Regions from separate parts of the Homo sapiens genome. Here region 2 is linked to region 1. The links are chromatin loops, found by intact Hi-C in ENCODE. Cell type or tissue: PC-3. All regions are shown on one strand. Each heading gives the region's core, and the rest is flanking DNA. Links, peaks and the distances in the headings are about the cores only. Region 1 holds the start of LINC02018 (long intergenic non-protein coding RNA 2018). Region 2 has its middle 78 kb from the start of MIR1324.

Region 1 (16,074 bases), core at 3,307-11,306:
TCCAGGACCGAAGCGTGCACCTGTAAGGCCCCTGCTAAAAAGACCTTCCTGAAGGCGGAGGTACTGCGAGAGTGTCTACGTTAGCCCAAGGCCTGACCCGACGATCCCAGGGACCCTCGCCCTAACTGGCCCCGCCTCCCGGGCCCCAAACCCAGACTCGGCCCCGCCCGAAGCTCCGGATCCTGGGGCCCGCCCCTGGCCCCGCGTCGGCCGACCGTGGGCTCGCTCCTGGGCGTGCCTCAAACCCTCCGCAGGTAACGCCTCCCAACTTGAGCCACATTCCGATCCCCTCCTCAAACCCCTCCCCGTTTCCCACACCCTGGATCCCTCGCTCCGTCTCGGCCCCGCCCCAAGCCCAGCTAGGTCTCGGCCCCTGAGCCCAGCCCCGACCGGCCTCCCAGTCCCTGGGTCCCTCCCGACACCGGCCCCTCCCTAAGCTCCGCCTCCCAGGGCCCGCCTCCTGAGCGCAGCTGGCAGCCCGGACTCGGCCCCGCCTCCTGGACCCTGGGCCCCTCCCCACGTCGGCCCGTCCAAAGCTCTGCCTCCCAGAGTCCGCGCACCGCCTGGCCATGTGCTACGACATAGTCAACCCCCCGCCCCGGCCCCGCCTCCTGAGCCCTTCTCTGGGTCTGGCCTTAGCCCCACCCTAAGACCTGTCTCCTGGGCTCTGCTCTGAGTCCCGCCTCCTGAACCCAATGGCGTTTATCCCCGCTCTAATGCTCGCCTCCAGGACTCTTATCCTGCCCACACGCAAGGCACCGCCTCCAGGACGCCACCAACCTGGACGCTTCTGAAGCCCAGCTTCCAGGATCGCCCTATCCTGACTCCGCCCCAGGACCCGCCAACCTGGACTCTACCCAGGACCTGCCCCAACGACGCTTATCCTGGCCCTACCCCAGGCCTCGCCCTCCTAACGCTCATCCTGGCCCCGCCCTACAGCCCGCCCCCAGGACGCTCCTCCTGACCCTACCCCCAGGCCCCGCCCCCTCTCTGCCGCCGCGCACTGCCCTGGGCCCACCCCCTCTTCAGTCCAGGCCCGGCTTCCGCCCGGTCTCCCGGCAACGCTGCGGCCCCGCCCACGTCATGGCGCCCGAGGAGAATGCGGGGACCGAACTCTTGCTGCAGAGTTTCGAGCGCCGCTTCCTGGCGGCGCGCACGCTGCGCTCCTTCCCCTGGCAGGGGGGCGGCGGGCGAGCGGAGAGGCCCGCGGGGCTCGCGGGAGTCCAGGGGCAGACGGGATGGGTCTCCGTGCTGAAACCCCCGGCGCTCCTGCCACGTGAGTTCCTGGGCTCTCCCCGGTCAGGGCCGCGAGACCCGGTCCCCGTCCCTGGGGCCTGGCCAGAGTCGCTCGCACCCCTCCTGCCCCGCGAGCTGGCGGCGGAAGATGAGGGCGTCTCCACCGCCTTGGGGGGGCAGACGCGTGCTCGGTGTGGGGTACAGTTCACGATCATTTTCACGACTTTTTAAAGGTAGTAATCGTTCTGGTCACTGGGACACAGCTGCCCTCGCCCATTCTAAAAAGTCAGCGCCCTCAGGCCCGCGGGTAACCACTTCATCCTGAGCACGGTGACCAGGTCACAGGCTGTCCCTCGTGCCTCAGTGTTCTCATCTGTATGTCGAGCACTGCACAGAATCGGATCATGCGCTGAGGCTTTCACGCCTGTGATGGAAGAGACAGAGAAGGGGGTGGCCTCTCCTCTCCCTGGGGACCTGCCATTCTCAGCACAGGCGCCTGGCAGGCAGCAGCCTCCCTTCTGCCAGCAGAGGGGCTTAATGCACCCCTCTCCATTTGTAATTCATGTGCAGTGAGCTCACTGGGATGAGTCAGTTCGGATATATATTCCTCCCTGGGTCTGCCCCATTTTATGGGGTGTTGCTTAATCATTTGCGTTATTCCATTGACATAAAATATTTAGCACTCAGAGATCAATTTTAGTCAGGAGAAATTTGTGCATTTTTAACCCAAAATAGAAACCTTCATAAAAGCATCATAGGTCTCCATTCAATATTGACTATAGTTGTTCACATGCCCACACTGAATGCTAACTTCGGCTCACCCTCAACACTGACGAGGTGGGTACTATTATTATCACTCACTTTTGACCAGAGAGATTGTTTGATTAGGGTGAAGTAGTTGAGAGTTCAGACCCAGGAGACAGCCTGCCTGCTTCGAATCCTGGCCCAACCCCTGGCCCTGTGTGACCTTGGGCAAGTGACTGCATCTCTCTGTGCTATTGTTTTCTTATTAATAAAATGGGGGATATAATGATACCTACCTCTTAGGGTTGTTGTCAGCGTTGAGTACAAAAGCCTGTGGATCAGTGCCTGGCTCATGGTAAATGCATGTCGGTGTTAGCTGGTGTTTTTATTCAGTCACAAAATGTTTAATAAATGCCTTCCATGAGCCAGGCACCATGGATCAGCAGTACCCATGATAGATGAGGCTCTGCTTGCATGGGAGAGCCAGAGAATAAACAAATAAATGAATAAACAAGAAAAGACCAGATGAGAGTGGCTTTAAAGCCAATAAAACAGGGAAATGGTGAATGGAGCAACTGGGGAGAAGAGTCACCAAGGTCGGGGAATCAGGGAAGCCTTCCCCAAAGAGGTGGTATTTGAACTGGGGCCTGAGTGGTGAGGCAGCCAGCCATGGGAAGGGCTTGGGGAACAGGATATGCAAAGGCCCTGTGGTGGAAACAAGCCAGCTATGGTTGAGGAAAAACAGCAAGGCAGCCAGTGTGGCTGGAGTGGAGTGAGCAGGGTGGGCCAGGGGTGAGGGAGAACAGGCCAGAGAGAGGGATTAGGACCAGGTCTTGTAGGGCCTTTTATGGCATGGAAGGAGCTCTGAAGCAATGAAGTGCCTTGCCGTGGGTCACATACCAGCCGAGACAGTTTGCCTAACTCAGGAGCCAAAGCTTGCTGCTGGGCTTGAGGCCCCTGTAAGAGGACAATGTAACCCAGGCTGGTATGAGCACATTCTGCATTTCTACTTAAACTCAGATGGCAAGCCCATCAAACCTTGTTGCCATGGCTGCCCTGGTAATTCCTGGCTGACCAGTGCAACCAGGGAGCTGGCCCATGACCCGGGTGGCCGCTAAGTAGCCATGACTAATGCGGCCAAGAGTCAGTCTTCTTCCTGTGACTCATCCAATTGCACCCAGCGACATCTGAAGGTCAGGCTTTCAGCCACTGTGGCTTCCACTTCCAACTGGCTCCACGTCCCCAGGGAGGGATCACATAGCGCTTTGCCAACACATTCTATTGCGTGTTTTAATGTTCCTGTGAATGCGCCCTTGAGATTTCTCTCTCTCCCGTCCACACAGAGCTTAGAAGCAAAGTTAAGAGACTCATCAGATTCTGAGCTGCTGCGGGATATTTTGCAGAAGGTAAGAATCCCAGAGTCCCTGGGACTCATGACCCTGCCTCCTGAATCTCTCCGGAAGACCTGAGAGAAGAACCATAGGTGTGCTTATACCCTTTAAAAACACCCCTGTTCAAAGAACAAAACCATTGAGTCAGCACTGCAGGTGGGTGTCAGCACCTCCGACAGCTCCTGCACTTTCGTTGTCTATCTAAGACTTAGACAAAGACATCAGAATATACAAAAATCTGCAAGAGGGGTGAAATCTAGCGAATGTTTTTTAAACCATCCACAGCAAAAACAGAGATGACAGGTACAAAACAGCTTCTAGCATTTGGTAGATGCTCAGAGACTTTCTTTTTTGCATTCATGAGGCCTGTCCTGCCCACTCCTGTCTCTTCTAGACCTAAATGGGCCCTTGCTTTGCCCAGGGTGGGGTTTGGACTCAAGTGCATCTGCATGCAGGTGAGAGCCAGGATCACCACCCGGCCCAGCTAGAGGCTGACCTTGGCCTTGAGGGCCAAGTGCAGATCACCCTGCATCCTGGGTCTTCACCTTCGAAGGGCCATGAGCCCTTCTGAAAAGACAAAGCAATAGACTCCCTCCCAGAAAGAAGTACACCAGAAGAATATGTTTTCCATACAAACTCAGGGGAGACAGACATCCTCCACCCCCACCCACCCAGCCCATCCTAGGAGCCCCGGTGAAGAATTCCTGTGCTAGAGGTGAACCAAGATTATCCACATGGAAAAGATGCAGACACAGCAGGGAAGACTTTCGGGGCAATACAGTAGGTCAGGGCTTCGATCATGGAGATACCTGAAGTTATCTCACACCCTGCTCTGAGTTTCACCCTAAGCCTCACTCTCATAGGTGGTGAAGCATGAAATGTTGGGAGAGCTGCTTTAAAACCCAGCACAAGGCTGGGTGCACTGGCTCACACCTGTAATCCCAGGACTCTGGGAGGCTGAGGTGGACGGATCACCTAAGGTCAGGAGTTCAACACCAGCCTAGCCAACATGGTAAAAACCCATCTCTACTAAAAATAAAAAAATTAGCTGGGCGTGGTGGTGCACGCCTATAGTCCCAGCTACTCGGGAGGCTGAGGCAGGAGAATCGCTGAACCCAGGAGGCGGAGGCTGCGGTGAGCCAAGATCGGGCCACTGCACTCCAGCCTGGGCAACAGAGCGAGACTCTGTGTCAGAAAAAATGAAAAACCAACACCAGCATGAAGAGCCAGTGTATTGTGTGGGGTACTTTGCTGCCCTTGGGCAGAATCTGCATCCCACCCAGCCAGCAGGAGCTGCGGACTGTCTCCTCCCTCTCCCTCCAGGCTCCTGATTTCCCACCATCCCCACTCCTGCTACACCAGTCCCTCTGCCCTCCTTTCCAAGGGCCAGCCCGTGCCCACCTCAGAGCTTGCACAGGCTGTTCCCACTGCCTGGAACTTGCTCATCCTGCACTTGGCTTCTCTCGGCTTTAGTGGGAGTGTCACCCTGAGCGTTCCCTCCCCTCCATCCTGTCCCCAGGGACACACGCTCCAAGAGAGCAGTTGCTGAGTGGGCCTTCCCGCCTCTTCCATAAAGCCAGACAGTTGGCGACTGTCCTTACAGCAAACCCTGGTTCACACTGGCTCCCCTGGGAGGGAGGTGGTTTGGGCCCACATGCCCTGTGTTCCTGCTCAGAATGGGCATTAGAAATGCTGCCATAGCCTGTGCCACTGCAGTGGAAGCATCTTTAGAAAACGGCTTATATCTTAAGACAAACTTCAGATGCGTGGGGCCAGAACGCCGTGTCCATGTACATCTTTGCTGAGGGATCGGGTAGCCTGGAGTTTGCCCTCTGCTGTGTTGGCTTGAAGCTCATAGGAGACTTAAGATGGGCTCTCGAGCAACCAACGTTCTGTCCTTTGCCGTAGACTGTGAAGCATCCTGTGTGTGTGTGAAGCACCCGCCGTCAGTCAAGAAAGCCCGGTGCTTTCTCTCAGAACTCATCAAAAAGGTCAGTTATGGGCAGTGTCCGCCCAGTAGCCGGACAGCATAGCCACCTGCGTGCTGGAGACCCCATCCTTCCCAGGCCCTGGGCCTTCTTTGCAAACCCCAGCATGGCAGGGGCCTCCCCAGGCAACTGGCTGCATCTGAGTGTGACCCATGGGAGACAGTGCAGGGCAGGAAGAAGGGGAGGCCAGCGTCTCTCCCTCACTCTGCCTCCTGGGGTTTCCACAGCAGCTGCTTCTCTGGGGCGCCAGCTCCTAGCATATGAATTCTCATTCCTACCAGGCTGGTCCAGCCCACAGCACTGGAACCCTCACCCACACCCTCTGTCCTGCCCGCTGAAGGGTTTGGAGTTTCCTGCTCTTGTCCGTCTCTGGGTTGCCCCACGGGCCCCTTTTGGAAGATTTAGCTCTTGCCATACCTTTGGAACTAGTTCCTCTGGTGAATTCTCTGCTTTGATCCTGCTGGAATGAGCTCTTTCCTGACTGATATAGGATGGATTTTATTTTTTACTTATTTATTTACTTTTTTGAAACAGTCTCACTGTGTTGCCCAGGCTGGATTACCGTGGCACAATCTCAGCTCCCTGAAACCTCTGCCTCCTGGGTTCAAGCAATGCTCATGTCTAGCCTTCTAAGAAGCTGGGACTACAGGCACACGCCACCATGCCCGGCTAATTTTTGTATTTTTAGTAGAGACAGAGTTTCACCATGTTGGCCAGGCTGGTCTCGGACTCCTGACCTCAGGTGATCCGCCTGCCTTGGCCTCCCAAAATGCTGGGATTACAGGCATGAGCCACCTCACCTGGCCTAGGATGGATTTTAAAGATGGGCCTGAATATGCAGGGTTTGACATGGGGATGTCGAGAGGCCATTCCTCAGTAGGCAGAAGCAGACTTGCTGAATGAAAGGGCCACACTTTTAGCAAATAAACAATCCCCTGCTTCTCCAATACCTGCTTTCTCCCTAGTCCTCCCCAAAAGGGTGCATCTGTGGTCACCAGCAGTTCTGCCCTGTGCCACCAGGAGAGGGCAGCAGTCACCTAGTGTACCCTTCTGCTGCCCTATGAATCATAGGACGGGGCCAGCTGTGGAGAAGCAGCCTGCTGACAGCCACAGCCTGCAGCATGGGCCGCCCTCACAGTTCTGTCTGGGCTCACTTAAAAGCACCTTTTGTTTTCCTCCTCTCTGTGTTTGATCCAAACACAGAGCTCTCTGTCGTGGTCAGGTGGCAGCTCTCACGGAATCCTTGTCTCCTGCCCTAGACTACATCTAACCCTACCCTCTCAACACCTCTTGTTGAAGGCCCTCCCGTTCATGTTTCCCTACCAAGTGGAATTATTTTTTTTTAGAGACAAGATCTCTGTTGCCCAGGCTGTCCTGGAACTCCTGGGCTCAAGCAGTCCTCCCATGTCAGCCTCTAGAGTAGCTGGAACTATTCGGCACACACCACCATGCCCAACGAAGTGAATATTTTATATGCCAGCTGGCCGGTGTTACACCATTCCATCCCAAATCTCCCCTCCAAACTTGGTGAAAATCATCTGGCCATTTTTACAGATTAGAACAAAAGCAAACAAGCTCTCACTCTGTCTGCCCCCAGCACGAGGCTGTCCACATGGAGGCTTTGGACGAGCTGTATGAGGCACTGGCAGAGACCCTGATGGCCAAGGAGTCCACCCAGGGCCACCGGAGTTATTTGCTGGTATGAGAAGGGCACCCTCCTCCCCCTCACAGCCCAGATACACTTCCTGCACAGACAAAGTGAAAATGTGGGTGTGGGTTCAAATTCTGACTCACCCATTCTGCAGTCTTAGACATGAAGTCCATTAACCTTCTTTAGCCTCAGTTTCCCTGTCTGTAAATCAAGCACTTCAACAACAACAGCATGTCTCGTGGGGTTGTTGGGCATTTGTCCAATAGGTGACACACACTACCTGCTTCACAAGGACCTGGTGCCCAGTCCTCAAAGAATACTTGACAGGGCTGGACATGGTGGCTCATGCCTGTAATCCCAGCACTTTGGGAGGCCAAGGCGGGTGGATCTGAGGTCAGGAGTTCGAGACCAGCCTGGCCAATATGGTGAAACCCTATCTCTACTAAAAATACAAAAATTAGGCCAGGCGTGGTGGCTCATGCCTATAATCCCAGCACATAGGGAGGCTGAGGCAGGGGGATCACCTGAAGTCAGGAGTTTGAGACCAGCTTGGCCAACATGGTGAAACTCCATCTTTACTAAAAATACAAAAATTAGTGGGGTGTGGTACTGGGCGCCTGTAATCCCAGCTGCTCAGGAGGCTGAGGCAGGAGAATCTCTTGAACCTGGGAGGTGGAGGTTGTAGTGAGCTGAGATCGTGCTATTGCACTCCGGCCTCGGCAACGAGAGCGAATCTCTGTCTCAAAAAAAAGTACAAAAATTAGCCGGACATGGTGGCACACAACTGTAGTCACAGCTACTTGGGCGGCTGAGGCAGGAGAATTGCTTGAACCCAGGAGGCAGAGGTTGCAGTGAGCCAAGATCGTGCCACTGACTCCAGCCCGGGTGACAGAGCTCAAAAAAAAAAAAAATAAAACATAGATACAGAAAACCACAAAGGAAAAACATAGCATATTGAATCATCACAAGGCAGCCATCCCTTCATAGCCACACCTGGCCCCTGGCCACCACTGACCTGTGCTCCATCACCAGAATTCTGTTGTCTCAGCAATGTTCGATGAATGGACTCCAGTGTGGCCTGAGTGTCTTTCATGCTATGTGACACCCTTGAGGTCTGTGCAAGCTGTTGGTATGTCAACAGTTAGCTGCTTCTCATTGCTGAGTGGCGATTGGTCCTGTCATGGTTTATTCAGACATATGGTGGATGGCTACTTGTCTTCTAAGCCACTTGCCTTCTGATCGCTGGACTTACTCTCTCGCCCTCTCTTGGTGCAGCCCTCGGGAGGCTCAGTCACACTCTCCGAGAGCACAGCCATCATCTCCCATGGTACCACAGGCCTGGTCACATGGGATGCCACCCTCTACCTTGCAGAATGGGCCATCGAGAACCCAGCAGCCTTCACTAACAGGTGACCTTGTGGCACAGGGCAGGGCACTGAGGCAGGCTTACCCTGGTGCAGTTGAAGACACGGTCCCCTTTCCTCCCACCAGGACTGTCCTAGAGCTTGGCAGTGGTGCCGGCCTCACAGGCCTGGCCATCTGCAAGATGTACCGCCCCCGGGCATTCATCTTCAGTGACTGTCACAGCCGGGTCCTCGAGCAGCTCCGAGGGAATGTCCTTCTCAATGGCCTCTCATTAGAGGCAGACATCACTGCCAACTTAGACAGCCCCAGGGTGACAGTGGCCCAGCTGGACTGGGACGTAGCGACGGTCCATCAGCTCTCTGCCTTCCAGCCAGATGTTGTCATTGCAGCAGGTAATGGCCAGCCCCAGGCATCCTGTGCAGGTGGTGTCCATGCAGCTCTACCCAGCCCTTGGCTCTGGGAAAAGGGAACAATGGACGCTGTCGGGAATGGACATGATGGGGCTTCCAGAAGAGGTACTCTGGGCCTCCAGGGTGACATCAAAGGACAGGGGTGCCTCTTAAGGTGACCTTCAAGCCACAGACCTCTTGTTGGATACAGGCATACTCCCGTTTCAGTCATCACCACATGGCTCTGTCCCAGAGCCATGCCCTGTGTCCTTCAGAGACCACAGGAGGAAAACAACCACTTCTGAGATGAGGACAGGGCCCTTGAGAGAAGGTGGTGTTTGGCTGGGCCACCGAAAACCCCTCACCCCTGCCAGCACACTCAGTCCCCTCTCTGGTGGAACAGAGCTCTGCCTGTGGTCCTGGGTTCCAGCCCTGAAACCCACAGGTCCAGCGGTGGCCAGGGACACAGGCCCACCCCCTCAAGCCAGCAGACCAATTGGCAGACACCTGAAACACGAAGTTCACGGCAGGGTCAGGCTTTCTGTCATTCAAAGCCCTCTAGATAGGCCGAGAACCAGAGCTGGTTTTTTAAGGAACACCAGTGAGTCTGGAGATTTTTTTCTTTTGCTTCGGTCTTTTGCAGCTTTCTCTACTAAGGGTTCTCCTTTTTCACCCAAGTAATTGCCTTTCCATCTAATGGCCCAAATGGTCAAATGGCATCTAATAGTCTCATATGACCGCTGCCTCTCTGGCCTCGCCCTGCTGCTGAGGTCAGTATGAACTGGAACTTTCCACTTATCCCTTTCAGTAACCTGAAGCTTTCACCGTAGACGTGCTGTATTGCCCAGAAGCCATCGTGTCGCTGGTCGGGATCCTGCGGAGGCTGGCTGCCTGCTGGGAGCACCAGCAGTCTCCTGAGGTCTACGTGGCCTTTACCGTCCACAACCCAGAGACGTGCCAGCTGTTCACCACCGAGCTAGGTGAGCCCCCACGCCCACCTGGGCCTGCATGGTCCCCGAGCTGTCCCTGCGGGACTCCAGTGGAAGTGAAAGAACTGGGCGCCGGGGAAAAGCTAGGATGCCCCACACTCCCACATCATGCGGGGAACTCAGGCAGAGGCCGGCGAGCAGGGTGGGCTTGGGGTGTGGGGGGCTTGCGGCAGGAGGAGGGCGGCTCAGCAGAGGGAGGGAGGGTCTGAGCCCAGCAGCCCTACTATGTGCTTCAGAGCAGGGTTCCCTAAGCCCTTGGGCCTTGGTTTCATCTATAAAATGGAGGTGGTGGGAGGGGCAGTCGGGGTCATGGCTGGACACAGCTGTGGCCTGCAGGACGCTGGAGCACAGGCTGTACAGGCTGATCCACCACACCACTGTCCTGAGCACCCAGTTGATGGAAGACGAGCAGGGTGACTATAGAGAAGGGGAACTTCTCAGTGGGCCAACCACTGTCCTCAGACCTGACGTTTGTCAGCCCCCAGCACCTGTGAGGGTGTGCTGTCATTGTCCCATCTCACCGACAAAGACATTAGGACACACAGAGGCCAAGCGACCCTCGAGCTCCTGCAGACTGCAGCCCGGCCACCAGGCTCTCGTGCCTCCACACTACACCCAAGCCTCCCAATGCCACCAGCCTCTGCCCCAGCTCCCCCTGAGCACAGCCCCTCCTGGCAGCCATGTGCACAGATGCACCCGCAGCAGCCTCTGCCTGCACACAGAGACACAGACAACCCAGTGCCTGTCCACGTGGGGCAGCCCGTTAACTACAGAGCCAACAAACAAGCCAGCACATGAAGGCATACTGGGTTCCACGACAGAGTCCCGCACAACCTCGCACAGGAGGCTGGCCGGGCGCGGGGCTCAGGCCTGTCATCCCGGCACTTTAGGAGGCTAAGAAAGGAGGACTACTTGACCCCAGTTGTTCAAGAAAAACCTGGGCCACATAGTGGGACCCTGTCTTCACAAAACATACAGAAACTAGCCAGATGTGGTTGCACACACCTGTAGTCCCAGCTACTCAGGAGGCTGAGGTGGGAGGATGGCTTGAGCCCACGAGGTGGAGGCTGCAGTGAGCCCTGATCTCACCACTGCACTCCAGCGTGGGCAACAGAGCAAGACCCTATCTCAAAAAAGCAAAAAACCAAAAAAAAAAAAAAAAAAAGGAAGTCTTTCTTCAGATACTTACGTGAAAAAAAACCTGCAATATCTTTTAAATAAAAACAACAGTGCCAAGCAGCACACATAGTATAAGCCCCCGCCCACCTTTTTTTTTTTTTTTTCTTTTTGAGACAGAGTCTGGCTTTGTATTGCCCAGGCTGGAGTGCAGTGGTGCCATCTCGGCCCACTGCAACCTCCTACCTCCCAGGTTCAAGCTATCCTCCCATCTCAGCCTCCTGAATAGCTGGGACTACAGGTGCGTGCTACCACGCCTGGCTAATTTTTGTATTGTTTGTAGAGTTGAGGTTTCGCCATGTTGGCCAGGCTGATCTTGAACTCCTGACCTCAAGTGATCTGCTGTCTCAGCCTCCCAAAGTGTTAGGAATACGGGCGTGAGCTACTGCGCCCAGCCCCAGTTTTGTTTAAAAACTAATAATAATCACCCACACATGGTTATGAGTACCTATATTCCAACTACTCAAGAGGCTGAGGTGGGAGGATGGCTTAAGCCCAGGAGTTTGTGGCCACCTTGAGCAACATAGCAAGACTTCATCTCAAAAAAAATTTATCACAATAATCATTTTCACATAAGTATACCTATAGGGGAAAACCTAGAACATCTATATAGCAGGCTTGTCCAACCTGTGGCCCAACACAAATCTGTAAACTTTCTTAAAACAATATGAGGTTTTTTTGTGATTTTTTTTTTTTCTTTGAGCTCAACAGCTATTCTAGCTTTAGTGTATTTTATGTGTGGCCCAAGGCGATTCTTCTTCTTCCAATGTGGCGCAGGGAGGCCAAAAGATTGGACATCCCTGATATACACGTTAACAGGTGCCATCCTTGGATGGCAGGATTATAGAGATTTCTACACGTTCATATCTGTACTACGTCATTTTTATGAATACGCATTTTCCACTTGTAACAAAAAAAGTGACTGAAAATCATCCCGGGTCACAGTGTCTCATGCCTGTAATCCCAACACTGTAAGAGGCTGAGGCTTTGGGAGGCTGAGGTGAGCAGATCACCTGAGGTCAAGAGTTCAAGACCAGCCTGGCCAACACAGTGAAACCCTATCTCTACTAAAAACACAAAAATTAGCCAGGCGTGGTGGTGCACGCCTATAATACCAGCTACTCGGGAGGCTGAGGCAGGAGAATCACTTGAACCTGGGAGGCGTTGCAGTGAGCTGAGATTGCACCACTGCACTCCAGCCTGGGGAACAGAGTAAAACTCCATCTAAAAAATAATAATAAAAGAGGCTGAGGAAGGAGCATCGATTGAGGCCATGCGTTCAGGACCCCATCTCTACAAAATAAAAAAATTACTGGCATGGTGGCATGCATCTGTCATCCCAGCTACTCAGGAAGTGGGAGGATTGCTAGAGCCCAGGAGTCGAGGCTTTAGTGAGCAATGACTGTGCCGCTGCACTCCAGTCTGGGTGACAGAACAACATCGTATCGCAAAAAAAAAAAAAAAAAAAAAAAGAATCATCCTGGCTAATGGCTGTTCAGACATCTGTGCTTATGAGAACACCAGCCCCTTCTAAGCTGTGTGTGTGTGTGTGTGTGTGTGTGTGTGTGTGTGTGTGTGTGTTTTGAGATGGAGTCTCACTCTGTCACTCAGGCTGGAGTGCAGTGGCACAATCTCGGCTCACTGCAACCTCCGCCTCCTGGGTTGAAGCAGTTCTCCCGCCTCAGCCTCCCAAGTAGCTGGGATTACAGGCACCCGCCATCGTGCCTGGCTAATTTTTGTATTTTCGTAGAGATGGGGTTTCACCATGTTGGCCAGGCTGGTCTCGAACTCCTGAAGACAAGTGATCCGCCCGCATAGGCCTCTCAAAGTTTTGGGATTACAGGCATAAGCCACTGTGCCCGGCCACTTTCTAAGCTTTGTGAAGAGTGAGTTGACTGAGCAGCCAGGTAGATGTGGGTTCAGATCTCTGCTTCTGTCCTGCTGTGCCAAGTGCTGGGGCAGACGCGGGCAGAGAGTGGACAGTGGCATGGTGCCTGCTGCTAGCCATTTCTATGCAAAACCAGATTTCTAGTCCCATCCTGGTGGCCAATTCTAGGTACCTGGGTGGGCCTGGGAACCTGTGAAACAAGTAAACTGACTTAGACACCCCCTACCCCACCAGGCCTGTCCTAGCAGCCCCACACAAAACGCTCACGTCCTGTCCCCAAACACCGCCATCCTCAAGCACGTGCTCTGTTTCCAGGCCGGGCTGGGATCATATGGGAAGCGGAAGCTCATCATGACCAGAAACTGTTTCCCTATGGAGAGCACTTGGAGATGGCAATGCTGAACCTCACACTGTAGGACTCACACACGACTCCAACGGGATTGTGAGAATCAAGTCAATCTCATGGGAAGAATTTTTATATGGGAAAGCGGATAAAACTTTCATTGTACTGGAATGTTTGGAGAATGTTAAATTCCAAATCAGAAACCACAAACTGCCCTCTAATAAGACATCGGCTATCTAAGCGTGTGGGTGCCCCCTTTCTGCCAGCAGTTCTGGTTCTTACGAAAATCACCATATATCAGACATGAAAATTCTGGCTTTGTGCAGATAAAAAAGTGTGTATCAAGTATGACGTTCCCCCAATGTGGACACACTTGGTTCCTCAGAAAGCCAAGCCCACTGCAGCTGCCACATCCCTGGACACACTCGGTTCCTCACAAAGCCAAGCCCGCTGCAGCTGTCACATCCCTGGACACACTCGGTTCCTCACAAAGCCAAGCCCACTGCAGCTGCCACATCCCTGAGCCTATGGTGCAGCAGGTGCTTTTTTCAAGACAGGGATCAAAGTGTTAGGAACACGGCAGAAAGGTGACACCTGGAGACCAAATGCAGGATGAGGAGTACTGCAGAGGTCACAGGGAAGTCAGAGAACAGTAATACGCTAACAGGGGCACGGGGCATGAAGAACAAAAGACAGGAAGCGTTTCAGAGACTCCAAAGAAGAAATCAGGGCCAACCACAGCTTCCCGGGTCATTCACCAGGTGGCACCACTGCCGTCATTTCAGCTTCTGGCCACTGGGAGGCGCTGCTCGAAAGGGTTTGCCCTGACACTCCAAGAAGCTGCGGGAAGGACAGCAGGGGCCCTGGGGTTTTAGCCTCTGGCCCAGGAGTTATGTGTCCATAACCAAAGGGAGCACAGTCTGCACCCAGCTCTCATCCCATCAGAGCTGCTGCGACTCCTGCAGGTTCTTCCGGAACTGGTTTAGCTTGCCTGCAGGATCAGGAAAGTTTGAGAAAAGCATCTGCAAAATACTAAAGAGCAGAGCTTACCTCATTGCCTGTCCCCACCCCATCCCAGGTCACCACCTGGCTGACCCCAGGTCCCCGACCCAACAACAACCCCTCCCAAGTCCCTAACTCCCTCACTTGGACTTGAGACCCTTCACACCCCAGCAGCGCTCCGCCTCCCACTTGACATCATGCTTTCTGGAAACTTCCCCGTATGTCCCACTTTCCCACACTTGGTGCCCTGGAGCACCTTCCGGCCTCTACATGCTGTACGTTCCCCTGTGAGCACCCTCCTCTCGGCCTCTGGCCAACACAGTCCCACCCATCTGTGGGTAACAAGGGGGAGTGGGTGTTCTTTTCAGCCTTGCTAAACTCTCTGAATCAAGGATCACAAACTACAGCCTGCAGGCCAAATCCAGCCCACAGCCTGTGTTTGTAAATAAAGCTTTATTGGAAGAAAGCCACACCCCTTAATCTACAGATGATCTGTGGCTACTTTCACACCACAACAGAGTACCATGGTTCTGACAGAGACTGGGGGACCCAGTCTAAATGACTTCTGACCTGGACCTTTACTGAAAATCCTCCCAATCATTCTGTTGACAAGAATGATGTATTACTTTTTGCAATAAGAAACAAGTAACCTTTGCAGAATTCCACCCATCTTTCAAGGCTGGTCCCAGAAGTTCCCTTAGCCCATGCACCTACCTGATCCTGATCACTTCCTAAACTGCAGCCTGGCCCACCTGGATCCAGCATCATTTGTGGCGTGTCAGCTCCATAAATCCAGAGGGCAGGTGGCGTTGTGTCCTAACTTTCCCGAGCCTACTGTACTGAAACAGGACAGCAGAGTAGGCCAGCCTCTGTGACTTCTGCTCCCTCCCTAGCTTTTCCACCAGACCCCCCATGGTCCCACCCTGGCTGTGGGAAGCAGGGATCAGGGAGTGTGGCTCGGTGCCAGTCTCCAGAACCCTGCCCACCCTGGCGTGGTGGCAGACATGGCTACCTGCAGCTGAGCTGCCAGTTCCTCTGAGTCCTCAAAGACCAGGCCATTTTCTTCATGTTTCACCAGCTCATGTAAACTGCAGAGAGAACCAAGGGAACCCGAGAGCTTCCTGGAGAAGACACCAGACCCCTGGGGTGCCCAGCTGGGCTCCCACCCACCCCACGCTCAAGCCAGGCTGGGGGTTGGAACAGGGGGTGTGGTTTCTGGGAGCTGGTTCTTAGATTTGGCATCTGAAGGGTATAAAGGCCTGGCGGGGGTGCACATCAAAATGGCCAAACCGATTTGAGGAGGGAGCCTTAAGGAGGGTTTGTACCTTCTGTGCTGGATGCTCTTCAAGGACTGAAGAATTATTTTTGCATGTTTTTCTAAATTCCATGGCCATGGAACAAGTAAATGCAACCCCCTGGGGACTGGTTCAGCACATAAAAGATGACTTTTCTAGGACACCAGATTTGATCCCGACATTCCCTGAGCTCAGCTCACATGAGGGGCTCGCATCCCTGAATCCCATCCAGAGGCCGTCTCCTGAGCAGGGGCCAAGGGCTCAACTTGTGCTGGGGCTACTGCTTCTAGAATCTCCTCTAACGCCACCCTTCCAAACACTTGTCTATGCTGGGTGAAGTGAGGCCACAGCATGACACTCATTTAACTGATTCAAACCCAGCACGTGAGGTTGACCAAAAGGGACATGGTGGGAGAGAAAAACAAAGAAAACCATGTAAGCCTGCAGGCAATTCCTGCCAATTCTACTCTAGGAGCAAAAGCCCCGAGTGGAGTTCTAGTATTTAAGGTGCTTTTTTTTTATATTAGGTTGGTGAAAGAGTAATTGCCATTTTTAATGGAAAAATGGTGATTACTTTTCTACCAACCTAAATATAACATGAGTTCTAAATGGAAGCA
Region 2 (16,074 bases), core at 4,487-12,486, 120 kb before region 1:
AGGTTATGGATCAGCAGAGCTGCCAAAAGCATTTTGGGGGAAATGTTTCTGTGTCACCCTCAGTTGATTGAACTCAAATTTTCACTCCCATTTAACACCACGTGGGGGCCATTCTGACTTCTGCGGAGTGGGTATGATCAGATCTTCTGTAAAAGTGTAAGTGAGGAGGCTGGGCACGGTGGCTCACACCTGTAATCTTAGCACTTGGGAGGCTGAGGTGGGCTGATCACTTGAGGCTGAGAGTTTGAGACAAGCCTGGATGACATGATGAAACGTCATCTCTACTAAAAATACAAAAATTAGCCAGGCATGATGGTGCATGCCTGTAATCCCAGCTACTCAGGAGGCTGAGGCAGGAGAATCACTTGAACCTGGGAGGTGGAGGTTGCAGTGAGCTGAGGTTTCACCACTGCACTGCATTCCAGCCTGGGTGACAGAGCGAGACTCTATCTCAAAAAAAAAAAAAAAAATGTGTATGTGAGGAAACTGGGATTGAGCTTGGGGATGTTGGGGGATGGAGGTACTTCATCTACTGAACAAAAACCATGGGATACCAATGCTGGAGGAAGAAGCATCATCCTCAGTTTCCACTAACTCAACCACGCATGAGATGGGGACTTGGTGTCCGAGAGAAAAGCCTCTTTTTAGGTCTTCAACCTTGATCAAACCATTTCTGAATTCCTCATATGAAGGGGTGGCCTGCCCCTCCATACCTGTGGGTATTTCTAGTCAGGTGGGATGAGAGACGGAGAAAAGAAATAAGACACAGAGACAAAGTATAGAGAAACAACAGTGGGCCCATGGGACCGGCGCTCAGCACACCAAGGACCTGCACCGGCACCGGCCTCTGAGTTCCCTCAGTTTTTATTGATTATTATTTTTCATTATTTCAGCAAAAAGGAATGTAGTAGGAGAGCAGGGTGATAATAAGGAGAATGTCAGCAAATTACATGTGAGCAAAAGAATCTATATCATGATTAAGTTCAAGGGAAAGTACTATGCCTGGATGTGCACGTAGGCCAGATTTATCTTTCTCTCCAACCAAACATCTCAGTGGAGTAAAGAGTAACAAGGCAGTATTACTGTAAACATGTCTCACCTGCCGCCACAGGGCAACTTTTCTCCTATCTCAGAGTTGAACAAATGTACAGTCGGGTTTTACACCGAGACATTCAGTTCCCAGGGGCAAGAAGGAGATAGTGACCTTCCTCCATCTCACCTGCAAGAGGCTTTCCTCTTTTACTAATCCACCTCAGCACAGACCCTTTACGGGTGTCGGGCTGGGGGACAGTCAGGTCTTTCTCATCCCACAAGGCCATATTTCAGACTATCACATGGGGAGGAACTTTAGACAATACACTGCTTTCAAGGGCAGAGGTCCCTGCAGCTTTCCACAGTGCATTGTGCCCCTGGTTTATTGAGACTAGAGAATGGCAATGACCTTTACCAAGTATACTGCTTGTAAGTATTTTGTTAACAAGGCACGTCCTACCCAGCCCTAGGTCCCTTAAACCTTGATTTTATACAACACATGTTTTTGTGAGCTCCAAGTTGGGCCAAAGTGCCTGGGTCAAAGTGGCTGGGGCAAAGCTACAAATCAACAACATCTCAGCAAAGCAACTGTTTAAAGTACAGGTCTTTTTCAAAATGGAGTCTCTTATGTCTTTCCTTTCTGCATAGACACAGTGACAGTCTGATCCCTCTTTCTTTTCTCTACATTTCCCCCTTTTCTTTTTGACAACACCGCCATCGTCATCATGGCCCGTTCTCGCTGGTCGCTGTTTCTCCGTAGCTGCTGGATACACCTGTAGACTAACAATAGAGAGGACAGACATACAAGGATTAATGCAAAATTTGCAATAGTGGAATTTCCAATAGTTTTAATCCAAGTGACAGGCTTAAGATTTGTGAGGCTATTAACAACTTTTACCATTGCCTTAGTTTCTGGCACCAGATTTAACTGGGCTTTTGATGTTTTAAAAATTTGTTTTTTCAATCTAGAAATATCTAAGGTAAGATTATCTTCTTTTCCCTGTAGATGGTGTCTAACCATGTCCCAGTGATGTTCAGATTCGTTATAGACTTGAGGTGTAATACAAAAATCTGACATATTCCAGTCACACTGTAACTGAAAAAGATATTCCAAGCTCATGAGCCTATCTCCCATTCAAATAACAGTTTGTCTAAGATCATTAATTTGATTTGTCAATTTTTGATCTATTTGAGTCTGAGAATTCCACACTTTTGAGGAATTCTTTTGCCATTTATTCACATATTCTGCAGTTTGAACAGAGGAGTGTAAAGCAATTCCAGCAGCCACAGCAGTAGCTGTGACTGCAATAAGACCTATAATCACTGCAATCAAAGTAAAAATGAATTTTTTAGATCTGGTTAGAACTCCTTTTAATACTTTTGTTAAGATGTGTACAGATGGAGAAGCTTCCCACGGTCGGTCCATGGACACAGGGATCCACACACCTTTTCTTGCCCTTACTAACAGAATACGATGCTGCCAATCAAAAGTTGAATCAATGCAAGTAAACAATCTACAATTTTCACAGGTTATAGTTTGGGAATCTGGTTTAATAACTATGTTTCCTACAACTAGCATATAAGGGGGTTTTACACAACTTTGCAAAGGAATTGTCAGATTGGAATTTAGGTTAAGAGTATAATATGGCTTATGATTTTTTGTTCCCATAACTTGATTTTCAGACCAAATTCTAGTGTGGTATGAGGCCACAGTAAGCTTCTATAATTCTGGGTGTTCAGGAACAACAACAGGACTAACTAACTTTGGTCGGGGTGATGAAATCCCCATTTCACCCCATTTCCATGGATAGGGTCATTCTAGCCTTCTATAAACTTGGTCTAGTTTTTTAGTTAAATCACTATTATAGGCTGGATTAGGGGGCCAGACAGATAGAGCCTGTGAACACGAGTGGGTCTGGCCCATACAATCATAATATAACTGGCCTCGAGGGGCCCAGTCTATAATAGTTCCAAACTTATTGTTTTGTAGTACCACTGCAGTATCAGCCACACATTCTTCCTAAACTAAGACTTTTGGGTCTTTTGATTCTTTTGGAATTTCCTCGGGGCATGGTTTCCCTTTAGGCCTAAATTTTAATGATCTTTGATAGGAAGAATTTTGTAAATTATTTATTTGTGACCCGAGTGACATTCCACTTATCACATGATAAGTAAATTTACTGGTGCCACTGACAGTAGGTACTTCTACCAACCAATTTTGGATAGTAGGCATTAAGCATCCTGGTGCTTTTCCCAAGCAAATAGGAGGATAATGATACCCAATGGAAATGTTTATCATCATTCCTTCTTCTTCAGGTTGGGCAGGGCCACGGTTATCTGTGGGGCCTGGTACCCATACACTGTTATTAACATATATTTCAATAGGATTATCTATCCAAGTGACTGCCCGAATTAAGGGTGGGAAAGGCACATAGGCCCAGTAAGTATAGTTAGCTCTAGCGGCTCCCACAGACGTAGGGAGACTTACCACTGTTGATACAATCATTAAAGCTGCAAGCAGCATATTCTCTGGAGTTTGTGTTACCCTTGTGTTTTCCAGGCTTTTTTTAGCTAACTGTGTCAGCTTCTTTAGCTGGGCCCAGGTCGGCAGCTCCACCTTTTTGGTGGATGGCAATTTCATCTGTTTTTCTGATATTACCATTTTATTCATCCTGCGAGTCGATGATGTTCGATTGTGGGTTTTTTGTCTCTGCAGAGGCGCCTTCCTTTGTATCTCTGATGGGTTCATTGTAGAACTTCAAATGTCTAGTGGGTACCCAAACAGGAAGCTGATTTTCTCCTGGTGAAACACAAGTAAAACCTCTCCCCCATGTTATCACTCTACCTATTTCCCATGTTTTATTTTTGTTATTTTCCCACCAAATCAGTTTTTCCTCATGTGGGCTGTTCTTTTTACCGGTAAAATGTTATTCTGCAGGAGTAGTGGTTTGATTTCTATATATATTTAAAAAATTTAAAGTACAGAGTGCTATATTAAGTTGCATCTGAGGAGTGTTATACTGTTTACTGTCTTTTTCCTTTTTTTGTTTAACCAATTGAGCTTTGAGTGTTCTATTAGTTCTTTCAACTATGGCCTGTCCTTGGGAATTATAAGGGATTCCTGTTGTATGTGCAATTTTCCATGGATTTAAAAATTTTTGAAATGCTTTACTACAATATCCTGGCCCATTATCTGTTTTAATTTTTTTTGGAACTCCCATGACTGCAAAACAAGATAATAAATGTCTTTTAACATGGGAAGTACTTTCTCCTGTCTGACAGGTTGCCCATATGAAATGTGAATAAGTATCAATGTTACATGGACAAATGACAATTTTCCAAATGAAGGTACATGTGTAACATCCATTTGCCATAGTGCATCAGGACATAAACCTCTGGGATTAACTCCTGCCTCTTGAGTGGGCAGGTGTAAGACTTGACACTGAGCACAATGTTGTACAATATTTTTTGCTTGTTTCCATGTGATATCAAATTTGTTTTTTAATCCTGTTACATTTACATGAGTCAGGATATGAAGTTCTTGTGCTTCCATGAAGGCAGATGATACTAGCAAATCAGCTTGTTCATTTGCCTTAGTTAAAGGCCCTGGTAAATTAGTATGTGCTCGAATGTGACTAATATAAAATGAGAACTTTCTTTTTTCACAGTTTGTTGTAACAATTTAAACAGCTGATTTAACTGATCATCCATACTATATTTGATTAGAGCTGTCTCAATATCCTTGGTAGCCTGTACTACATATGTAGAATCCGAAACAATGTTAATAGGCTGATTAAAATCTTGTAACACTGAAATGACAGCAACCAATTCTGCTCTTTGAGCTAAGTGATATTGAGTTTCAATGACTCGTTCTTTTGGTCCAGTGTAAGCCTCTTTTCCATTGCTGGAACCATCAGTAAACACTGTCAGAAGATTTTCTAAAGGTTTATGTCTGGTAATTTTAGGTAAAATCCAAGTAGTCAATTTTAAAAACTGGAAGATTTTTGCTTTTGTGTAATGATTATCAGTAATTTCCACAAAATCAGCAAGACCAATCTGCCATGCACCAGAATTGATAAAGGCTTGTCTAACCTGTTCCTTATTTAAAGGAACAATGATTTTATCTGGGTCACTTCCACACAATTTTACTATTCGTAATCTTGCCTGATTACGAATTCGTAAACTTGCCTGATTACGAATTCGTAATCTTGCCTGATCAAATGTAGCCATTTGATCTAAGTACAATGTAAAAGTCTTAATTGTACTGTGAGGAAGGAATGACCACTCTACAAGATCTGTATCTTGAACAATAATGCCTGTTGGAGAATGTGCAGTAACAAAAATTAAAAGTTGGAGTGGGGCTGAGTGATCTATTCTATTTACTTGTGCTGACTGATTTTTTTTCTTCAACTAATTTAATTTTTTTATTTGCCTCTGGGGTTAATATTCTTTTACTATTCAAGTCTGGATCCCCTCTCAAGATAGAGAACAAGTTTGACATGGCATAAGTAGGGATGCCTAAAGTTGGCCGAATCCAATTAATATCTCCTATCAATTTTTGAAAGCCATTTAATGTTCTTAATGTGTCTTTTCTTATTTCTACTTTTTGTGGTTTAATGTTTCTTTCCTCTACTTGCATTCTCAAATAATGAAAAGGAGTGGAGGTCTGAATCTTAGTAGATGCTATTGTCAGGCCTGCGTTTGCAACGTCTGCTTGCAGAAATGTGTAACAGTCAATTAATTTGTCTCTTGTTTCTGCAGCACACAAAATATCATCAACACAATGAATGATATAACAGTCTGAAAACTTGTCTCTAACTGGTTGAAGAACTTGAGCTACAAAAGTCTGACAAATAGTTGGACTATTAACCATTCCCTGAGGCAACACCTTCCACTGAAATCTGGTGGCTGGTTCTTTATTATTTATAGCTGGTATAGTAAAATCAAATTTTTCAAAATCCTGTTTTGCCAGAGGAGTGGTAAAAAAGCAATCCTTCAGATCAATTATAATTAAAGGCCAATCTTTGGGAATCATGGCTGGAGAGGGCAGCCCAGGTTGGAGAGGCCCCATGGATTGAATTACTGCATTAACGGCTCTTAAATCAGTTAGCATGTGCCATCTGCATGATTTTTTCTGAATTACAAACACAGGAGAATTCCAAGGCGAAAATGATGGCTCAATATGTCCCTTTTCTAATTGTTCCTTTGCCAATAAGTGTAAAGCCTCCAGCTTTTGTTTTGGTAGTGGCCACTGATTTACCCATACAGGCTTTTCTATTTTCCAAGTTAATGGAATGGGTTTTGGAGGCTCTACAGTGGCCACTCCTGAAAAGGATACTCTAATCCCTTTTTTTCTGTATTTTCTTTAGCCTCAATTGGAACTTTAATGCCTTCTCCATTTTTCCCTAGTCCTTTGCCAGGGAGATATCCCATTTTAGTCATAATTTTTTGACTAGTGGCGCTGTATAGGGAGACTGGAATAGTAATCTCTGAATGCCACTGTTCTAATATGTCTCGGCCCCATAAATTAATTGGAATAGAAGTAATCATAGGCTGAACTGTACTCTCTTGATTATCAGGTCCCAGACAATGTAAAATTTTGGCACTTTGATACACTTCTGAGGCAGTGCCCACACCAACAAGTCCTGCAACGGGCTTTTGTTTAGGCCAATTTTTTGGCCATTGATTTAAGGCAATGATAAAAACATCAGCCCCAGTATCCACTAATCCTTCAAACTGCTTTCCCTGAATAGTAACTGTACACAAGGGTCTATTCTCTGAGAGCTGACTAGCCCAATAAACAGCTTTTCCAGCAGGGTTGGTACTTCCAAACCCTTCTGTTCTTTCTGTTTTGCTATCTCCAATTTTAATATAAGGCAAGAGCAGTAATTGAGCAATTCTCTCACCTGGATTGGCACTCCAGGGAACAGTAGAGCTGATCACTAACTGAATTTCCCCTTTATAATCTGAATCAATTACCCCAGTATGAATTTGGACTCCCTTTAAATTTAGACTTGATCTTCCTAAAATAAGGCCTACCATCCCTTCTGGCAGCGGGCCATATACCCCTGTAGGAATCTTTTGCGGAGGCTCTCCAGGGAGTAAAGAAATAATCTGAGTGAACATAAATCTACTGCAGCACTGCCTGCTGTGGCGGGGGATAACTCTTGTATTGTTGTAATTGGCTGATTTCCTGAAATGGTGGTATTTACTGTGGGGGTTGTTGTCCCTGAAAACCCTGAGGAACAAATGGCTGAATCGGGAATGCCCCACTTTGTTGTGGGGCCTGGGGCTGGCCCCTCTTCCCGTTTCCCGACAATGGTTGTCCATTTTTATCAAATTTAGAACAACATTCCTTAGCCCAACGTTTTCCTTTTCCACATCTTGGACACAGGCCAGGTGCCTCCTTTTTTTTGCTCTGTTTATTTAAGCCTGGACAATTTTTTAGATGACCGATTTGACCACAGTTATAACAGTTTCCCCCCAAATGTTTTAACTTGTCCTCCTAAAGCAACCCCTGTAATTGCTTGAGCCATTAACATTGCTTTATGCATAGCTCTTCCAATCCCATCACAAGCCTTCACATATTCTGTAATTACATCAACTCCTGCTGAAACCTTTTCTTTTAATGGCTTTATAGCCGATTGACATTCTGGATTTGCATTTTGATAAGCCATTATTTCTACAATAACTTTTCGGGCGTTATTATCTGCAATGCATTTTTGAGCTGCATCTTGCAACCTTGCCACAAAGTCTGGATATGGCTCTTTAGAGCCTTGTCTGATTGAACTAAAAGAAGGGCAGGAGGTTCCTGGGTCCTGAATCTTCTCCCAGGCCCTGAGGTAAATAGCCCTTAGTTGTTCAATAGCCTCATTCTGCATTACTGATTGTTGGTTAATAGTGACCCAATTTGGACCTGTTCCTAGCAACTGATCTGCATCTATATAACCAACAGGATTAATAGCCTGATTTTTCCATACCTGTTCTTGTACCCCATCAATCCACCAGGTTTTAAACTGTAGATACTGAGAGGGTGAGAGGGAAGATTTAACCAAAATTTCCCAATCTTAAGGAATAAGTCTATTTCCATGAGCAATGGAATCTAATAATGTTCTCATATAAGGACAGTTGGGTCCATATTGTTTAAATCCTTCCTTTAAATTTTTTAACATTTTCATGGTGAAAGATTCATATCTAGCCTCAGTTCAGACAGATGCTCCTGTTTGACTCCCTTTTCTGGCCGGTATGGGTTGTAAAATTACCGGATACTGCCATGCCTCAAGATCTCCCTGTTTTCTGGCTGTAGCAATGGTCTCATGCAGTGCACCATCTTGTCCACTAGGTGGTGCTGTAGGATCAAACGCCATCGCCGTGGGTTGTTGATATAGTGTCTTGCTATTTAGCACAGGACGCACCACCTGAGATCCATACTGAACCTCTGGAGACGGCCGATACTGAAATTCGGCTGGCGGCTGGTGTTGATAAACTACCGATGGTTGGGTTTTATTTTCTACTGCCTGCTATTGTGGATACTGTGCCTGGATTAGCATTTGAGATTGTGATGTCACAGGTATCTGAACCGCGGGAGAAGGAGATGGTGGCCATCATGGTCTAAACTCTGATGGCCCAAATAATTCTGGACCTCCTTTCCCCAATTTTGATGTTTCAGGATATATTGCTTCCTGTAACTGATTATAGTCAACATTTTGCATTGACTGAGCTATTACAGGCTGTACTGCATTTTTACAATGTGGACTTTCCATTCCTTTCTTAAACTCTGTTCCTGCCTCTTCTTCACAATCTATTACACAGCTTTCAGGGGCATCAAAGACTGAAATGCTATCTTCTTCTATTTGAAATGGTTCTAAAGTTGCTTTAGTAATGGCCCAATCATTCCATACTGTAAGTGGGATGATTTTACCTTCCCGAGTTGCTTGTTTTAGTCCTTTGCCAATTTTTTCCCAATCTTTTAAATCTAAAGTTCCCTGTTCTGGAAACCATGGGCAGAATTGTTCTACTGTTTGAAATAGCGTAACTAAATTTTCTGTAGAAGCTTTAACTCCCCCTCTTCTTAAGAGAATTTTGATGAAGCTGAGATAAGAGGCATATTTACTTTCAGTTTGCCCCATTGTTACCCTGGATTCCTCCGAGCGCACAAGCTTACTGCAAGGCTGACTGTGGACGTACTCGGGAATCTCTTGTCGGCTGTCCTCAATGCTCATGTTCTTATCGTACCTTTACCCTAGAGAAAGGCCCCACATTGGGCGCCAGATGAAGGGGTGGCCTGCCCCTCCACCCCTGTGGGTATTTCTAGTCGGGTAGGATGAGAGACGAAGAAAAGTTTTGTACTAACCTCCCTTGTACTAACCCCCTTTCCCTGGCCTCTTCCAGCTTGTCTTCTTCTCTCCCAGTAGTTTCTTCATGAAGAGGCCATGTGCTAAATTCCATGAGATATTTCACACTCAAAGAAGGCTTCTTTTATACTCTTTTGATAATTTGTCTGGGAATCACTGTCTCAATTTATAAGGGAGTTTGTAATAAATACAGTAAAAGAGAAACACACAAAGTATTTTGAGATATCAGAGAAGGGAGAAACCAATTCTATTAATATTTGGGGTTAGCAGGGAAGGCTTAGTTAAGAGGTGACATTTGAACTAAGCCTTGAAATAAGAGAAGGATTTGGACATGCAGTAATGGGGAGAGAGTAGAAGCAAGACATGATGGTTAATGTTATGTATCAATTTGACTGGGTTGTGGGGTGCCCAGATATTTGGCTACACATTAGTCTGGGTGTGTCTCTGAGGTATTCTGGATGAAGATAACATTTAATTGGTAGACTGAATAAAGCAGATTGTCCTCCCCAATATGGGTGAGCCTCATCCAATCCACTGAAGGCCTGAACAAAACAAAAAGGTGGAGTCACAGAGAATTTGCTCTTTTTTCCTGATTATATTTGAGCTGGGACATCAATCTTTTCCTGACTTTAGATGTGGACTCGAGTTGGAACTATATCATTGGCTGTCCTGGGTCTCCAGCTTGCTGGCTGCAGACTCCAGGACTCCTTAGCCTCCATAACCATGTGAGCCATCCCTTACAACAAATCAATCTGTCTCTATGTGTATAGCTCTACCTCTATCTCTCTGCTCTTTCTCTGGAGAACCTAGAGTAATACACAAGGTTATATTAGAGAAGAGGATGACCCAAGGAAAAGTGTGGAGGCAGAAAAGTGCAAAGAGGTTTTGGGAAGACTGGGGTCCTGATGGGGAGTTTGGATTTCACTGTGTGTAGCATGGAGAATCCTTGAAAATATTCAAGAGGTGAAAATTGTATTCGTGGAAGAACACCAGGAGTATGTGAAAAGAAAAACACTCACTCCATTTTGACTCCACTGAAGGGGGCATCAAAGGGATGCACTGGGGACATGGGTTGGAGGGTCATTGAGGCCATATCTGGAGGATCCTTACTTCTAGGCTGAGTCTGAAGTTATCTTTCTGGGGAGTGGGAGATTACAAATCTTTGAGCTCCACTGAAGAGATGGTTTTGCTAACAATGACAGGGCGATGGTTGTGGTGGTGGTGGTGGTGGGAAAATGGTATCATGAATTCTAACTGGGCTTCTGTTATTCTAGCTGAGAAAGTTTGGTAATGGACTTTCAGTAGAATAATACAGATCTGGGAATCAACTGCATGGAGGAGGTAGTTATAGGTGATGAGATGGCTCAGGGACAAAGTTTGGTAGAAGGAGAAAAGATACTAGGCTGGTACAAAAATAATTGCTATGATTGCCATTACTTTTAATGGCAAAATCCACAATTACTTTTGCACCAACCTAATAGGGTGCAAACTTCGGAGCCATCTGCATCAGAGGGATTGATGAAGATCAACAAAGTTTGGGAACACAGGAAAGGAGCGGGGAGGGTAATGACTTGAGGGCATAGCAGGGATAATCAAGGTTTTTCTTGTTAGCATGTGGAGACTTAAGCATGATTATATATTAAACGCCTGGCACATACATCGTGAAAAATATTTATGAGTGAAATGACAAGTGAAGGTGGTGAGTCATGGGAGTTCCAAGGGAATGGGTGATAAAGGGAGGTCTCAAATGAGACACAAGTGGAGAAGGTAGCTTGGGAAAGGAGAAGGATGTTTCTCCTTATAAGATGGGAAAGGCAGAGGAAGAGGGTCAAGATACAGTGATCTAGGGGTGAGATGGAAGTGAGTTGAGAGAACTCAACTCTGGGCTCTGAAACCCCTAGGGATGGGTTTGGGGGGCTTTGAGATATGGAAGAGGTTAAAAGTCAATTGTTATAGCAAATATGGTTTGGAATTTATTTGTGATGCTTAAAAATATTGCTGAACAGAAGTGAAGTCTATCCTAGAGTTGGATGGTGAGATTATTTAGTGGAACTACAAGATCCATGATGTGATTCTCTCCAGTATCATTCAGCAGCCCTTAGGCAGTTGCGAGGCAAGTCATCAATGGGGTATGGAGATTTTCCAGGTGGGTGTGGTTGAAAGCAGGGAAGAACGAGTTTAGGAGCACATTACAAGAAGAAGGTGACTGTAAGGTCCAGGCTGAGCAGGAAGGTAAAGCAAGAAGGAAACATGAGGTTGTGAAGAGAAGTTTAGAGGGATGAGGAGGCAGGAGAGGTGAACAGTTGCGGGATGTAGCTAGAGTGGCGATGTTAGATCTTGGGGCCAGAGAGCTTTACAGTGATTATGAAGATCAAAGGGCATTAGAATCAAGCTATAAAGAGCCACTGTTTGATGTTGGGATGTGAGGATGCTGCAGGTGGATGTCTGCACATTGATGGTGAGAACATGGTCACCCTGGCCCTGCTGGGTCTTTGCTAAAGAAAGTGTGCTCTGTTCTTGGGGCCATTTTCATCACCTGATTAGAGCAGTGGTCCCCAAATGGTGTTCTTTGGACCATCTGTATAAAATGTTCATAGGTCAAGGATAAAATGGAAAAACAGAGAAAATGTCACAGAAATGTGCCCATTGGTGAAAGACCACCAGCTGTCCTTTTTGGAGGATTGTTCTGTATTCTAAAAATGTATATATTCTATTCTTTTAAAACATTTTTGTATTTGCATTTTTTTCCCTTTTATGAAATGCCATGGGGTAGAAATTTGTAATGTATCCAATTCTCCTGTCTGCATGCATTGCCCTGTGGTGGGGGAGGGGTTGTGGCTAGTTCTGGCCAAGAGGCTGGGGGCAGAGGTGTAGTGTGAGACTTCTAGCCTAGGGCATTTAATTCTTAGTACAAGACTCTCTAGCATTCTTCTCCCTCTGTTCCCTGCTTGGTGATACTCGAGGTAATGCAACCCCCATTAGCCTTAGTCTTAGGGCAAGTTTGATGGAAAACAGAGCACCCCTTACCTCCCTGCAGATGTAACATGACTGAGAAAAACAACTTCTGATGTTTGAAGTTACCAAGATTTAGGAGTTGTTTGTTATTGCAGCAAAACCTCACCTATTCTGACCAATCATGGTGGAATTTGTGTGTGTGTGTGTGTGTGTGTGTGTGTGTGTGTGTGTGTGTGTGTGTGTGAAACTGGTAGTTTAAAAAAGTTCCTTCTTACCAAAAAGAAAAAAAAATTGCAACCTTATGTTGGTTCTCAAATTAAAAAAATATTTTTACTGGTTTATAAAATAGAAAAATCTGAGAATCTGTAGCTTAGAGAACTATAGTGTGGATGTCTATAAAGACCAGGTTATTTTATCAGCTCCTAACACCCCTTAATAGAAGCTTAGCCAAAACTTGGACTATTTCAGTCTTTCCCATTCCACATTCCATGGACTCTTGAAGAGACATTGATGAAACGGTGCAGCCATGAACCACCCTCACTCAATCCTAGTGGCAGAATCCCCCTTTTACTGCAGAATGAGCTTCTTGCTACAGTGATACTTGAACCCCTTAGATATATCCTGTACTAATTATATTAAAACACGACCAATGATTTTGCTTTGTTGTCCCCCAAATTCAACAAATTAATCATGAGAACCCAAAGAATTGGATTTAGTGTAACTGATTCCAAAGTGTCAGTAAGAACATAATTAGGTTATAATTTTCTCCAGTTCAAATAAAAGAAAATTGGCAATAAAATGCTGATCGATATGTGTAGCTCAGGAGGTAGAGCCTGCTTTGAGATGCAGAAGTGTTTGTTTTTTTTAGATCTATATTCTTGAGTAAAGAAAAAATCCATCTCTCTTTCCTAGAGGGGAAGACTTTCAGAGATGGGCTTGGCAACAGCCTGACTATCAGAGGCTGAATTAAACAAATAGGTACCTCCCTGGAGTGAATGGTGCATTTCTCGTGTTTGGGGAACCGTGCTTTTATGGTGGAGTTTGCTTTCTGTCTTGGTCTCCGGATGTGTGTATCTGTGGGTGGATGTCTGCATGTAAATGGCAGTGTATACCTGTGTGGGTGTGTAAAAAATTCCCATGTGAATCTCAGCTTTGTGGGGATCTCCAGGTCTTGAGCCCAGCAGATGCCATTTGAAGAAAAATCACTTGAAAATGAGACAGAAAGAATGGAAACTAAATCCTAGCTCTAAAGACACCAGGCTGATTAAAAAAAAAAAAAAACTCTGGATCTTCTTTGTTTTGGACTCTACCTACCTCCAGATGACATTTCTGTTTCCTATGAGATGATTAGAATGAAAGAGATCCTGAGCACGAAAGAGCAGACAGTGTGTGATTGTGTGTATGTCAGGGTGTCAGCTGTGACACTGCTGACATTTTGGCTCAGCAATTTCTCTGTTCTATGTGTGGGGGTTCCCTGTGCATTTTAGGATGTTGAGCGGCATCCCTGGATCCCTGGACTCACTGGATGCAGTAACACAACTCCCCCCAAGTAGAGACAAACCCCAGCGTCTCCAGATATTGCCTAATGTCCCCATAGGGCAAAATAGCCCCATCTGAGAACTGCTGCTTTCATAAAGTACAATGTCAGGTGAAATAGGTGGAGGCTGTTTGTAGTCAGGGGTTAGTAGAGATGGAAGAGACCCCAGGAATATCCTGGAAGGGGCTGCAATATTTTGTTTCTTGAATTGGGTGTCGGTAATATGGAGATGTTCAGGTTTGTTGTTGTTGTTGTTGTTGTTGTTGTTGTTTTGAGGCAGGATCTTGCTCTGTCACCCAGGCTGGAGCACAGTGGCACCATCATGGCTCACTGCTGCCTCTGCCTCCTGGGCTCAAGCAGTCCTCCCACCTCAGCCCTCCTGAGTAGCTGGAACTACAGGCATGTGCCATCACTGTTGCCTAATTTTTGTATTTATTTATTTTTTGTAGAGAGGGGGGTCTCACTACGTTGCCCAGGCTGGTCTCGAGCTCCTGGGCTCAAGCAATCTGCTCACCTTGGCCTCCCCAAGTGCTGGGATGACAGGCATGAGCCACTGCTTCTGGGCAGTATGTTTGGTTTTTAAGAAAAGTACTGTGTTGACCTCTTCTGTGTGCACATTTCTTTAAGTAATAATTCAATAAAGCATTTAGAAAAATTGGTCATAATAGGAGTGATTTGTAGAGTGATTGGAATGAAAGCTGATCACCTTAATTTGAACTACTCTGAAATGAGCACCAGGGGCCACCAAGAGGAGCCTTTCAAGGTGTCATAGCCAAGGAGAGGACTGTGTTGTGTACACCTCTGCATAAAGGATTTGCTGGTTACATGCAAGGATGAGGCCTCCTTCTGAGGACAGAGGCAGCAAAGCAATTGGAAGCCCAAAGCATTGAGATTTCTAAATGGACTTTGCTAAAATCTTGTGGATGACTCATGCTCTTAACATACACCCATGTACATATTGTCCATATAAACATTAATTCTGTAACAAGGCCCACACATAAGGGTTTTTTTTTTCTTTTGAGACAGTCTTGCTTTATTGCCCAGGCTAGAGTACAGTGGCATAATTGTGACTCACTGCAACCTCTGCCTCCTGGGTTCAAGCAATGCTTGTGCCTCAGCCCCCCGAGTAGCTGGGACTACAGATGCACACCACCATGCCTGGCTAATTTCTGTATTTTTAGTAGAGACAGGGTTTCACCACGTTGGCCAGGCTGGTCTCAAACTCCTGGCCTCAAGTGATCTGCCCACCTCAGCCTCCTAAAGTGTTGGGATTACAGGTGTGAGCCACTGCGCCTGGGACCACTCATAAGGTTTGAGTTGAGATAGAGAAACTCTGGCAGGACTGAGGAATTTGGCCACAGTCTCTGGGAAATATGCACAATTTCTGGAATCTTCTCTACTTCCAGAGTTCCCACTTTCTATCTGTCTCCTATTTATTCAACAAACTTGTATGGAACCACAGTGAGTCTAGAACTTGCCAGGTGTGGAGGATAAAAAGATGACTGAGGTTGGGCATGGTGGCTCATGCCTGTAATCCCAGCACTTTGGGAGGCCAAGGCAGGCGGATCACTTGAGGGCAGGAGTTTGAGCACAGCCTGGCCAACGTGATGAAATGTCTCTACTAAAAATACAAAACTTAGCCAGGCATGGTGGCATGCACATGTAGTCCCAGCTACTTGGGAAGCTGAGGCAGGAGAATTGCTTGAACCCAGGAGGCAGATGTTGCAGTGAGCTGAGATCACACCGCTGCATTCCAGCCTGGGAGACAGAGCGAGATTCCATGTCAAAAAAAAAGATGACTGGGATAGAGACTCCATCAGAGTTGACTCTAACACAAACTTGGTAAGAGCCCAAGGCCTGGCTGGGCAAGCACCTTGATCAGCTTCATCCTGCAGCCTCTACTAGAGTGAAGAGCACTCTTTTCTTTACCCATGAAAATGTTTTGTGCTTCGTACCTACAAGTACAATTTGTGTTAATTCTGCAAAATTTGCCGTATAACTGTTCCTGTATTCTTAGCATTTTTCCTTTGAGAGATTTTTCATCACATTATCTTTGGGCTATGTGGAATTGGAAATTTACTTAGAGTCAACAACAACTTCAGGAAAGTCAGTTCTTAGTCAAGAGTTAGGTTTTCAAAGACAGTGGATAAAATAAAAAATCTAGTACAGTCAAGATTATACGTGCAAATCCCCTCA

The links. A loop is a pair of places that touch in the nucleus more often than their neighbours do. Peaks named below come from ENCODE experiments on the same cell type or tissue, not always from the same donor. Only the 100,000 strongest peaks of a DNase experiment are listed, where the experiment ranks them.
Region 2: a loop joins it to region 1, with 19 times the contacts of the local background. A loop is called at or near these places in 5 of 110 quality-filtered maps.

Annotation. Positions count from the first base shown.
Region 1 is chr3:75,420,120-75,436,193 of GRCh38, reverse strand. LINC02018 (long intergenic non-protein coding RNA 2018) reads right to left here and starts at 886. Exons shown (of 3, transcript NR_151705.1): 1 at 781-886. It also overlaps the pseudogene ALG1L6P and the pseudogene FAM86DP. RefSeq lists silencers at 173-602, 923-1,332 and enhancers at 673-852, 1,563-1,622, 3,022-3,316, 10,547-11,048. In PC-3, for the core only: a CTCF peak has its summit at 6,385 (motif pointing right); a DNase peak (open chromatin) is centred at 6,393; H3K27ac peaks cover 349 bases.
Region 2 is chr3:75,544,613-75,560,686 of GRCh38, reverse strand. No RefSeq gene overlaps it. Among named protein-coding and RNA genes, the nearest start is that of MIR1324, 78 kb to the left of the region's middle. In PC-3, for the core only: CTCF peaks have their summits at 8,181 and 8,386 (motif pointing right); a DNase peak (open chromatin) is centred at 8,376.